Linked DNA regions of Homo sapiens: regions 1, 2 and 4 are each linked to region 3. Evidence: chromatin contacts called from ENCODE Hi-C or POLR2A ChIA-PET data. All regions are on one chromosome and are shown on one strand. Each heading gives the region's core, a stretch centred on a gene start or an enhancer-like site at or near the end of the contact. The rest is flanking DNA. Distances are from core to core; before and after follow the strand shown.

Evidence for each region. A loop is a pair of places that touch in the nucleus more often than their neighbours do. ChIA-PET counts read pairs that join two places held with the same protein, here RNA polymerase II (POLR2A). Pooled maps may share reads with other maps.
Region 1: a pooled map shows a loop between it and region 3 (8-fold over the local background). The contact joins the promoter of PGAP1 here to the promoter of BZW1 in region 3. A Hi-C loop is called at or near these places in 1 of 37 single-sample maps with no recorded cell type and 6 of 50 pooled maps. POLR2A ChIA-PET finds 5 or more read pairs at or near these places in 1 of 52 experiments (activated T-cell).
Region 2: a pooled map shows a loop between it and region 3 (15-fold over the local background). The contact joins the promoter of HSPD1 here to the promoter of BZW1 in region 3. A Hi-C loop is called at or near these places in 2 of 37 single-sample maps with no recorded cell type and 13 of 50 pooled maps.
Region 4: a pooled map shows a loop between it and region 3 (7-fold over the local background). The contact joins the promoter of SF3B1 here to the promoter of BZW1 in region 3. A Hi-C loop is called at or near these places in 1 of 37 single-sample maps with no recorded cell type and 8 of 50 pooled maps. POLR2A ChIA-PET finds 5 or more read pairs at or near these places in 3 of 52 experiments (T-cell, activated T-cell and activated naive CD4-positive, alpha-beta T cell).

What each region holds. Positions count from the first base shown.
Region 1 is chr2:196,925,412-196,928,111 of GRCh38, forward strand. It overlaps PGAP1 (post-GPI attachment to proteins inositol deacylase 1), which reads right to left and starts at 1,296. Exons shown (of 27, transcript NM_024989.4): 1 at 1,059-1,296. The coding sequence starts at 1,205. RefSeq lists a silencer at 1,245-1,494.
Region 2 is chr2:197,498,390-197,501,089 of GRCh38, forward strand. HSPD1 (heat shock protein family D (Hsp60) member 1) reads right to left here and starts at 1,451. Exons shown (of 12, transcript NM_002156.5): 1 at 1,393-1,451; 2 at 286-461. The coding sequence starts at 459. It overlaps HSPE1-MOB4 (HSPE1-MOB4 readthrough), which reads left to right and starts at 1,990. Exons shown (of 9, transcript NM_001202485.2): 1 at 1,990-2,050; 2 at 2,685-2,700. The coding sequence starts at 2,048. HSPE1 (heat shock protein family E (Hsp10) member 1) reads left to right here and starts at 1,990. Exons shown (of 4, transcript NM_002157.3): 1 at 1,990-2,050; 2 at 2,685-2,700. The coding sequence starts at 2,048. RefSeq lists silencers at 1,331-1,660, 1,851-1,910 and an enhancer at 2,051-2,110.
Region 3 is chr2:200,810,500-200,813,199 of GRCh38, forward strand. It overlaps BZW1 (basic leucine zipper and W2 domains 1), which reads left to right and starts at 1,411. Exons shown (of 12, transcript NM_001207067.2): 1 at 1,411-1,491. It overlaps BZW1-AS1 (BZW1 antisense RNA 1), which reads right to left and starts at 1,671. Exons shown (of 4, transcript NR_110275.1): 1 at 1,286-1,671. RefSeq lists enhancers at 625-884, 1,733-2,248, 2,249-2,700 and silencers at 935-1,084, 1,615-1,984.
Region 4 is chr2:197,433,619-197,436,318 of GRCh38, forward strand. SF3B1 (splicing factor 3b subunit 1) reads right to left here and starts at 1,410. Exons shown (of 25, transcript NM_012433.4): 1 at 1,354-1,410. The coding sequence starts at 1,381. RefSeq lists enhancers at 747-1,293, 1,038-2,237, 1,479-1,788, 1,809-1,858.

The DNA of each region.
Region 1 (2,700 bases), core at 46-2,545, 3.9 Mb before region 3:
TATATGTTATAGTGCATATACATTTTATGGTAGGGAATTATTACAATAGGTAGTCCATAATTAAGAGATGCACTTAGAAATAAAAGAATCATTCGGAAAAATTCTCTTAGGACAGTTGTGTAATTTGTCTGCGCCTCTTTTTACAGCTAGTCATGAATGAAATTCTAGATCCTACTATGCCGAACTAACGAAGCCATTGATTGAAAACATTCAAAATGGCATGGAAGCGGTAGGGGTGGAGAGAGAAGGGTTGGCTCTCTCTTAAACTCCGAACCCAGCGAGAAAACAAAAATAGCACCATGAAATAGATTTTGTATGCAACTATTAAGAGGCTCGGCTGCTGAGAGACATGCATAAACACAGGTATGCACACACACAGGCAAGCCCACACACGCACGGCCCCTTAACCTGCAAAATAAGAGGATCTGCAACATCTTTCCAAGAGGGGATCTAGTTTCCAATTCAATGACTCGCCAGTTTACCCATAGGCAAAACCCTGGAGTCTCTAAAAACAGCCTTGGGAACTATCTAGCCAATATACACTCTGCAGACGCTCGGTCCCTTTCTAGAAATGCGAAATCTGACGAGCAGATCACCGGGCGCGAGGGGAATTTAGGCGCGTGGGAAGCAAAGGAAGGTCCTGGGGCACGGGTTAAGGCAAGAACGCGAGAGGGATGGAGCTTCGGTTTAGGGAGAAGGGTTGAGGCTGCCTCTCTGGGCATGAGGGGGGCTGGGCCCGGCCAGTCAGAAGAGCTTGTGCCCAGGATTTGGGGCTGGGGAGGAGGCGGAGGGACAGCGGAGTAACTACGAGGACGACCACGAGGATGCTCTCGGGAAATCGTCTAACAAACACCCCACCGTGAAGAAGGGACACAAAGGGGAGGTGAGGGGGGCAGAAGGGGGATGCAGAGTCTCCCCGGGCGGAGAAAACAGAGGCGAGGACGGGACAGGGGGCCCGAGAGGCGCAGAGAGCCAAGGCAGGACGAACCCACAGAAGGAAAAAGGCACCAGGGGCCAGAGTCTTGGAGCGCCCGGCTGAGGAGAGGGCAGAACCTTACCTGATACTCCGGGTACTCAAACATGTAGCTCATACTGCACTTATTCTCCTCGAAGCCGAAGAAGACATCCCACAGCCCCAGGGTTGCCAGAAAGACCATGAAGACATAAAACGCCAGGTTCCAGAGATTAACTGAGTGAAGAAACATGGTGCCGCCACCACCGCCGCCGCCGCCGCCGCCCCCTCTACCTCCTTCTCCGCCGCGGGGCCCCAAGCCCGGACTGAGCGTGCTAGACACTGTCCGACCGCCACCCCCGGAGCCGAGCCCCAGCCGCGCGCGCCTGCGCTGATGCCCGGCCTGCCCGTTCGCCAGCCGCGCAGTGCGCCTGCGCGCACCAGGTCCGCGGCGCCTCTGGCCTGGCGACTCCCAGAGCCGAGGGAGGAGTAGGTGTTGCAGCGCGAGCGCGGATCTACGGGAAAGAGAAAGAGGGAGAAAGCAGGGTGGGCTGGGCTGGAGGGTGAGGGGAAAGAAGGGAAGTGGGGAGAGAAAGACGCGAGGAGTGGCTGGCGGGAGGGAAAGAAGAGAGAGAGAGGAAGCATCCAGAGGGGGATGGGCGGAGCGCGGGAGCCCTGGAGACGAGCCGGGGGATTGGGCAGGAGGCGGGTGTCAGATGGGTGAATCTGGGGAGGGGACTAGAGCCCAGAGTCCAGAGGCGATTAAGGACCGAGAGCGGACCGAGAGAGGGGAGGAGGACTTAAAAGCCCAGGGGTCATCAGCTGTCACCTCGCAAACGCCTCTCCCTGCGGCAGTTTAAAAACGCTTCCCGTTCAATTTTGAAAAGACTCAGGCCTCCGCAATTTCGGTTTTCCCAACGGTAGTAGAGCACACTCACAGCTCTCTGGAGCAGTTAGCTTGAAGAGGGAACAAATGGCTTTATTTTCCCTCTTCTACCGCCTACTTGGGCCCAGTAGGTAACAGCGCTTAAAAGCACCGGCTCATTAAAAAAAAAAAAAAAAAAAAAAAAAAAAACACCCGCAAGCCGACGAGATTCTGCTCTTGGTATCAGATGAAAGCCTGAATCACAAAAAGCATCGTTAGTCCTTAAAATATGTTACCAAAATATCTATTAGCACTGACGTCCCCAACAGGTATCTGCGTAATCAGTTTGACGCTGACTCGCCTTGCTCTCCAGAACCTCCATCTCTTGGGGAATGGGTTCCACGTTAACTGGAGGAGGCAATTTCGTCCAGCTTCCATTCAAACTCGCAAATGACTTAATTCGTTTTGAAGAATTTCGGTTCTGTTTTGTACAAAGGAGGAGTTTTTAAAAAAAGCTCGAAATCAATCACTTGTAGCAGCTTCAAAACACTAGAATGTTAGGAAAAAGACATCACTCTTTAAAGCTGACTCAACAGTAGACGGTGTGTGTGTGCGTGTGTGTGTAGTAACCACAGGATTCTTAGAATGGTCTTTGGCACTAAATGAATTTCATTGAACTTGGGCTGATTTTCTGGTATATTTTCTGTGCAGAGGAAGTTTGGCTACAATACATAAAATCAAAGAATTTTAAAACCAAAAGGAAGCTTATAGTTTATCTTGTACAACACCCTGATGTTCAGATTACGAAACTATGAAGAAGAAGTGGAGTGATCCTGAAAATCAAGATAGTCTTTACCCTGCACAGAAACAGTTGCAAGTCTAA
Region 2 (2,700 bases), core at 201-2,700, 3.3 Mb before region 3:
CAGCGAAATTCTACCTCGAGTTTAAGAATCCACCTTGAGCTGTAAGTTACTACCTGATTACATCACACATTGAACAAAATAGTTTCGAAAATCTGGCTGAAGCAGTTTAAGCTTTAAGATCATGTCTAAGAAAAAAAGGCTAACCAATACTTCAGAATTCTTACATGTAAACTGAGTTCTCTCAAAAATGGAGATGAAAGTACTGTTGAATAGTTCAGTGCGACTATTTGTGAGTAAAATGCTATTAATAATACCGTAATTACAATAAAATAAAAATACTGGTACCTTTGGCCCCATTGTAACGGCCACAGCATCGGCTAAAAGGTCTACACCTTGAAGCATTAAGGCTCGGGCATCTGCACCAAATTTTACATCTTTGGCATAAGCCCGAGTGAGATGAGGAGCCAGTACCCTGGACACCGGTCTCATCTGGCGAAAGACTGTGGGTAACCGAAGCATTTCTGGGGATGGAAGCAAAAAGATCATCAGAACTACCACCCGTGGTGCGCTGCAGAACAAACATGCCCACCTGTGCAACAGAGCAAGCAACGTGAGATGCTGAGCCTGGCTGACCTCCGCCAGCCACTACGCCTGAATGACGGAAGGCGCCGCAGCTTCGGAACATCAGCCACTAGCGCAAGCTAAAGAGGCCGCCCCGGCCGGCGCCTGACCTATAGCACCAGCACAAAGCACATGCGGCTCCTTCCCCACGGCCACCTATCCCTGCCGCCAAAAACGAGTTAATCTTTCACCGCGAAAACGGCCTTGTGGGCAGACCCACTCCAACTGTGGCCCCTGAGAAACCAAGTCAGCCGGAGAGAGGCAAGTTACAAATCCAAGTGACCAGGGAAGTTAAAAGTATTCCTGACGGTGCAAAAAGCCGCTCAGCAAAGTGTCTCCATGGATCCACCCAAGGCTACTGTATCAGAGCAACCAGCAAGGCCGCGATGCTGGGGGCGGCGGCCCGGCCCACTCGGCGCGAGCCCACGTGTCCTTCTTTCCGAACGCCCCCAGCAAGGTCAAGACTGGAGGCGCGGTATCCCAGCTGCCTGCGGGGGAAAAAAGCGGTTCCCTCACGTACACCACCCTCCCCGGTTCCCTGAAGTCGGCCAGGCGCAGGTTGCACCAGCGGGCCTAAGTGGTTACAATCCCCCAAATTCAAACCCCACGAGTTGTCCCTCCCGCGCCCAGCCGAGGTCCAGGATCCGCGTCGCACGTGATGGAACCCGCATGGACCCGCGAGGCCTGGACCCGCAGGCCTGGGCCTGCGGTGCGGCGCGGTGCGGAACTCCAGGTTGTCGCCGCCCGCACCCTCCAGCTGGACCGCAGAGGAGGAAGGCCCACTCGGGGGTCGCAGGAGCCGGGGGGAGGTGGTGCGGGAAGGCCGCGTACCTGCGGGGCGGCGGCAAGGCGTGCGCTCGGCGAGACAGGTCGTCGGCGGCGAGTGAGGGACAGAGTGCAGGGCGCACACCGCAATGAGCCCGTGTCCCCTCCCTCCGCCTCTACTCCCGCCCCGCGGCACCGCGTGTGCAGGCAGCTCCCACCCACTTCCCGTCAGCCCGGGCCCTGCAATCTGCACACCCTGCGCGCGAGCCCCGCCCCTCCCTACCCGCGCAGGGTGTGCTAGCGCGCTCAGCCCTCTCCGGCCGGCTTAGTCTAGTTCCCGGGCCTCGCTCGGTTCCAGAACTTTCCAGAAAATGCCGCGCTCCCTACGGCTCAAGGGTCAAATCGCGTCATTTCCGGGAGGGGACGAAGGGGTAGTTCTTTCACCTCGGCTGGGCGCCTAGAAAAGCCTAGAAACAGCTCCTTTTTTCTTCCGCCTCCGAGTCTTCGCGTCAGCGTCCTGCGCAGGGCCCTTGGGGCGAATCGCGGTGCGCGTCGGGGCGACCGCCCTCCCTCCCTGGGAGGGGCGAGGGGGCTAGCGGCGACCGCTGGGGCGAGCGCGCCTGCGCGCTGGGTGATTTTTTCACGTGTCGCCAGGGCCGGACTGCGAGTCTCTTTGCGGCGCTACACTAGAGCAGAGTACGAGTCTGAGGCGGAGGGAGTAATGGTGAGTCCCGCGTGGCCCCGAGGCCTGCAGGCCCGGGCCTGTCTGAGGCGTACGGGGATCCCTGACGCCCCTCTTTTGTTGGGCTGGGCGGGAGGGATTGGTGGCCACTCAGTGACCAGCGCCCGATGGCACCTTGGAGCGGCAAGGCCCGCCCGACCCTTTTCTCCCCCAGGGCTCTTTGCACGCGCGTGTGCTGCCGGTGTGTAAGGCAGGGGGGCGAGAACCCGGGCGCACGCGCAGCGTCTCACCTGCTTCTGCAGGGCCTTTGTGGATGTGTAATATCTTGGGTAAAAATCATGGTGCCAGGCAGGGAGCTTGACCCAGCGTTTCCTGAAAATTTCTGGAAAAACCTGAAGAAGGAAAACATTTGACCTTGGAATAAACTAAGGTTGACCTTAAAGCTGGTCTGGTTGCTCACCGGAGGAGCGACAACGACCCCTAACAGACGTAAGGAATCGGGAATTAAACTTGGAATATTGGTTAGTACATTCAAATGCGCTTCCTTAACGAATAAGCTGAGGTTTGGTGTTAACTTTCAAAGCCAAAACGTGTTGAGATGTATAGCACGGTGGCGTTGCCTGTTGATAATGTGATTACATTTAGTTTTTGTTTCAAAACATTTCTCTTCCTACAGGCAGGACAAGCGTTTA
Region 3 (2,700 bases), core at 161-2,660:
CTTAATGATTCAGTAGATGATCTTGGAACTCTTTTAAGTGGAGTAAATGTTAAATCCTTGAGAATGTATGAGACTGCCATAGAAGAAAGTATCCAGAAAGAAAAGGTATCAGTACAGAAAAGAAGAGTCAGAAAATACCGTGCAAAGGCACATTCAGAACGTAACCAGGATAGCTGGAGCCAGGATTCAAGGAGAGAGGTAGGTAACATTCAATGCTCAGAGGAGGCAAACAGGGTGAAGAATAAAACACTGGGTTTGGCAATAATTTCAGGAACGAACGCTGAGAAAGTCATTTTTCCATGAAGTTGCGGGGGGGTGGGGTAGAGGTCAGATAGTTAATTAGGGAAAAGAAGTCAACAAACTATTTTATCAAAAGGTTTAGGGAAGAGAAGCCACTCTCCTCCTACCAGAGAGTGAGGAAGCAACTGGAGAGAAGTAAACTACTGTACAGTGAATAAAAACATGGGGCTACATCCTAGAGGCGCTGTGCATCTTTATCTGCACAGAGTTTTGTCACGTCCACAGTGCTTTTCACACGCACTATCTAATCTGATCGTACCCCAGCTCCCTGATGATATAGCCTCTAACTGAGGGGTTCTCAAGGTGCGGACCAGCAGCAGCATCACAGATAACTTGTTGGAAATGCACATTCATGGGTTCCACACCAGGCCTACAGAATGAGAAACTACGGGTGGGGCCCAGCAGTCTGTTATAACAAGTCCTCCAAGGGATTCTGATGCTCTCCAAGTCCCCATAGCCACCACACTCGGGAGACAACCGCTGCAGCGCGCAGGGACCGCGGTTGGAGGACAGAATTTCCCCTTCTCAATCTTCGGCCTGTGTCCTCTTCGCTCTTAAGGGAGGTAGTGAACAATGAGACAGCCCCTCAGAGAAAAGTCGCCAGGCAGGGGACTCAGCTGGAGCGAACTCCGCCCATCCCGGCCAGGGCGGAGGCGAGGTGCGGATTCCTTCCCCAAACCACGCCCCCATGCCCGCCCCCAGCCTCCGCCCCCGCACGACCCGAGGGCCCCCCGCCCTCGGGCTTCGACTTCCGGTGCTGGAGGAGGGGGCCGGCGGCGAGGGACTCCAGGAGGACGCGTCCAACTTCGAGACCGGCGGGGGCCGGCTCCGCTCTTCCAACCCCTCCATGTGTGAAGAGGGCGGACGACGCAGCGGGGGAAGAAAAATAAGCTAGTCTAGGACAAGTGTCCAGGCGACGTGGAACCCAGTAAGGGAATAAAGAAGACTGGAAACGTCTCTCCCCTCCCCTATCCCAGTCCCTCACCCTAATCCGCGCGCAATAGAAAAGGCGGAAGCGCCTGTCCACGATCAGGGCGGGGCAAGGGGAAGAAATCTCGCGATAGGAGAGCGGTCCGGGCGGGGGTGGCACCTCTCCCTCCTCCTGGCGTTAGTTCCGGTCGCAGAGGAGACACCGCCGCAGTTGCCGGTACATCGGGGATTTCTGGCTCTTTCCTCTTCGCCTTAAATTCGGTGAGACGCGGCGCCCCGCTCACCCCGGGCGGACGCTGCGGGTCGTGGACGCCGGGCAGAGGGAGAGGGAGGCGGCGGGCTGGATGCGGCCCGGCTTGGATGGGCCCGAACGGAGGTCGCCTCTTGAGGCCGGGCCGGATCTAGGGCCTGAAAGGCCGCCGCTTCGGCAGGGAGGCCGAGGGGTAGCGGCGGCCCGGGTGGGGAGGTGGGGTCCGGGTGTGCGCCGCGGCGCTGGCTGCGAAGGCAGTGGCCGAGGCGGGCTCCCTCTGGGCCGTGCCCGGCCTGGCTAACAAAGCCGCCGCGGCCTCTGTTGTGTGATGTACGCGTGGGGGCTTCCGGCGGGCGGGGCGGAGGGGCTGCCACCCACCACCGCTGCGGCCGCCGCCTCCGCCGCTGCTTTCGCTGGAGGGCGGGCGGATGTACGGGGCGCCTGGGGCCCCGGCGCAAAGCGCCTCAGTGACTGTGGTCCGCTCGTTGCGGCGGCCGCCACCGCAGGCGACAGGGTCAGTGGAGAAAGAGCCGCGGGACCCTACGGCGCCCCGCTGTGGCCGATGGGGTCCTGGGCGGGAAGCGGGTGATCTGTGGCTCGGGCGGGAGGCATGGGAAGGGTGTGGATTGGGAGACACGTTACCGGGGAGGAGGCTAGGACTGTGGGATATGGGCGAAGGAGGCTGGGCTGGCTGTTAGTTTTGCAGGCCTGAGTGGTGCAAGGCGGCCGCTGTTGCGGTCACAGGCATGACCTAGGGTAGGATGGTGCTGCCCGTAACCAGGCTTGTCAGAAGAAGGGGTTCACCTTTTGACAGTGTTTTAGAATTGGCATACACATTTTGGATGCCTGCTGACTATGGTGATAATCTCTCTTTGCGTTCTGCGATGCTTAGTGGTCGTGGAAGATGTAAGTGAATGTAAAGAGGAATGTGGAGAAAACTGAACAATTAGGTTTATGACGGGTGATCACTGTAGCACTACAATGTCGCTTAAAAGTAGTTCACAGCACTAATTTGAAGGGTTTCTTGTAGAGAGAAATGCACATTTTGACGTACATTTGATTCAAGTGCAGGTAATTCTTTGTGCCTGTATCGGGTATAATTGCCAGCTTTATATCCTGAGAGTGGGTGTTCCATTTGATTCATATGTGACTAGACTAAGGTTTGATGTTTTGCTTTAAAAATTAGTATTATGGCACTGATATTAAGGCTTTATTTCTCC
Region 4 (2,700 bases), core at 160-2,659, 3.4 Mb before region 3:
ACAATTCATTAGCATGTTTGATAAATAGCAGAAAGCTGGACTTCAGGTCCTCTGGGTGACCCAACTATTCAAAGCCATTCACATTCTGGTCCTAATCCAACCTTTCCAGATTCATTTATTTCTTCTCTACTTGCACCCTCTGTTCCTGCTACAGTGGACTACTACTCAAACACACCTTTCACGATTCAATACCTTGTTACAAGATGTTCTCAGGCTCAGATGTCCTTCCCGATTTAAAACTGACTGATCCTTTTAAAACACGGTCATGTAACCTCCTCAGTGAAACAACCCTAAACATAATCATTCCGTTACCCAGGTTCCCAGAACATGCTGCTTTTTCTTCTACTTAAGCATGCATCTGGCCTCATGAGAGAATGAGAACATACACATCTGTTTCTCCTATCAGACTGTAAAATTTTGGATGGCCTCAGTCTCTTACCTCTCACAGACTAATACCGAGCCAAATACCCAGAAAGAACATATGAAACAAAAGTGACTTAGAAGTCTCGTTCTCAGTGAAAATCTCGGATTCCAAGTCAGAAATCAAAGAATGCAGTTCCAACTTCTCATGCCTCGTCTTTTCTGAAAAGTGATCCCATTTTCTGTCATCTCTGGATACTTCCTAATGAACTCCAGTCTATTCCCAACGTTTTCCTAATTTGCACACTCTGTATTCCATAAAACGATCAACTAGCTTGAAAGCTTCGGCCATTAATGAAAGTAATTTATGTTTTCCTCTTCCATCTGCTCCTCCAATAACCAGTCTCCAAAGAAAAAGATCAATATTATACTAAAAGTGACTAAGGGAGGGAAAACAACTACCAGATTTTATCCCCAAATCGTTTCGTGCAAGAAAAATAAACAAGTAACTGACGCTTGAAGACACACAAGGGTAGGAGTAACGGAATCTCGGTTTAACCAAATTCGATTCAGTCTGCCGGAAAAGCGGCTGCCGTATTTCAGTGCTTTTCTGACCCTCTTCTGCACAAACTATGGGGACGACAGTGTCGAGAGGCGAGTGAGACCTTCTCCCCACGCCCGCTTCCCCGATCCCTTGCCCACGAATCCTACTGAGGAAGCCGCTTAAACGAGGCCCTCTGGTCAGAGAAGAGAAGCTACTCTGAAGTAGCAGGTCCCAAACACTGAACAAAGCGCCTGTCGGGGGTGTAAGAGGAGGACGCCATTACGCGGGGCAGTGGCCTGCGCCGCTGGCGCGGAGGAGACGACCCTTGGCCCCGAAACGCGGGCTCAGCTCCTACGAAAGAAACCATAGAAAAAGGCAGAATCCTAGGAAAAAAGGCTTTTATTAGGCTAGCAACGAAGAAAACACGTAAGCAGGGAAAGACCGCTTACCTTCGTGAGTCTTGGCGATCTTCGCCATTTTGTCCACTCGAACACACAGACGGAACTGGCGCTCCCAAGAACTTCCGCTCGTCGCCGCCGCCACGGAGAAAAATAGCTGGGGGCTGCACTCTGCGCGTGCGCCAAACGGGAGCGCGCTCCGTCGGGTGACACGTGACAGAACTGCCACCTAGAGGGAACCGCGAGGTGCATTGTGGGTGGGGGAGGAGACACGGTTGGGCCCTGAAGTCGCCTGCGTGGTGACCCAGGAAATCCCCGAGCCGAGCCGTAAGGTCCTTAAGTGAGTAACTTTGCCCTGGAGGAAAGTGGATTCTACGAAGGGAGTTAAGAACAGACACTGAGTCCCAGCAACTCTGGAGGCTGAGGCGGGAGCATCGCTTGAGCCCAGGAGTTCGAGGCAGCCGTGAGCCGTAATCGTGTCGCGCCACTGTACTCAAGCCTCCAGACCGGGCGACAGAGCAAGACCCCGAGACCCCTCCCATTAAAAAAAAATGAACACTGTACGAAACGCTGCGGTTTCAGAGCTGGAAGAGACCTCAGACATTCAATCCCTTTTCCCAAAATTCACTGGAAGAGCTCGAGGAAAACTTTCCCTTGCAGCTGTCTCAGTCTTTACAGTGCTTAGTTACGAAGACAGTCTTAACAGTCCCATCTTTCGCCCTGTAATTCAAGGTCATTTTTCATTCTTTCTGTTTAATAATTGCAAATAATTTGGGTAGGAATTTCGTTGAGCCTCACAAATCGTTGCTGAGTTGCACAGTGACAATCTTGCCACCCTTTTAAAGCCTTTTACTTTATGGGTTCCTAGAAAACCACTCATCGTCATTATTAACATTCATTAGATGTTTCTCTTAAATCCTAGACGGTATTCCTAAATCAGGAATTTTAATAGATCAGAATACGGCAGTCTGTTTTCCTGGGCATCAATTATAATATAACCTTGTACTGTCACACTGGTCTTTGACTTCGACGATGAAAAAGAAAGAAAGGCTCAGAAAGATGGGTCCCGGAAGCAGCCGAGGAAAACAGGTAGTTATCAAGGTTAGAGCCATCACAAAGAGAGGAGTACCTCGCTATGTGATAAACCTGCAACCCAAATACTAACCATACCATGGGTCAGTATGGTCGTTTGAAGGGAGGGAAATGGTATGGGTGTATTCCTCTTGCAGGAAGACCCCATATCTACTTTGGGTAAAGTGAGGAGCCATTTTCCTGAGGCTAGCGGTAGGTGGGAGATATATGGACAATGGCACTGGACTGAGAGCTTAGATAACCTGTCCCTGGTGACTCCTGACCTGCAGCCTTGCTCCCTCTTTCCCTCTCACCAGACTCCCTCCC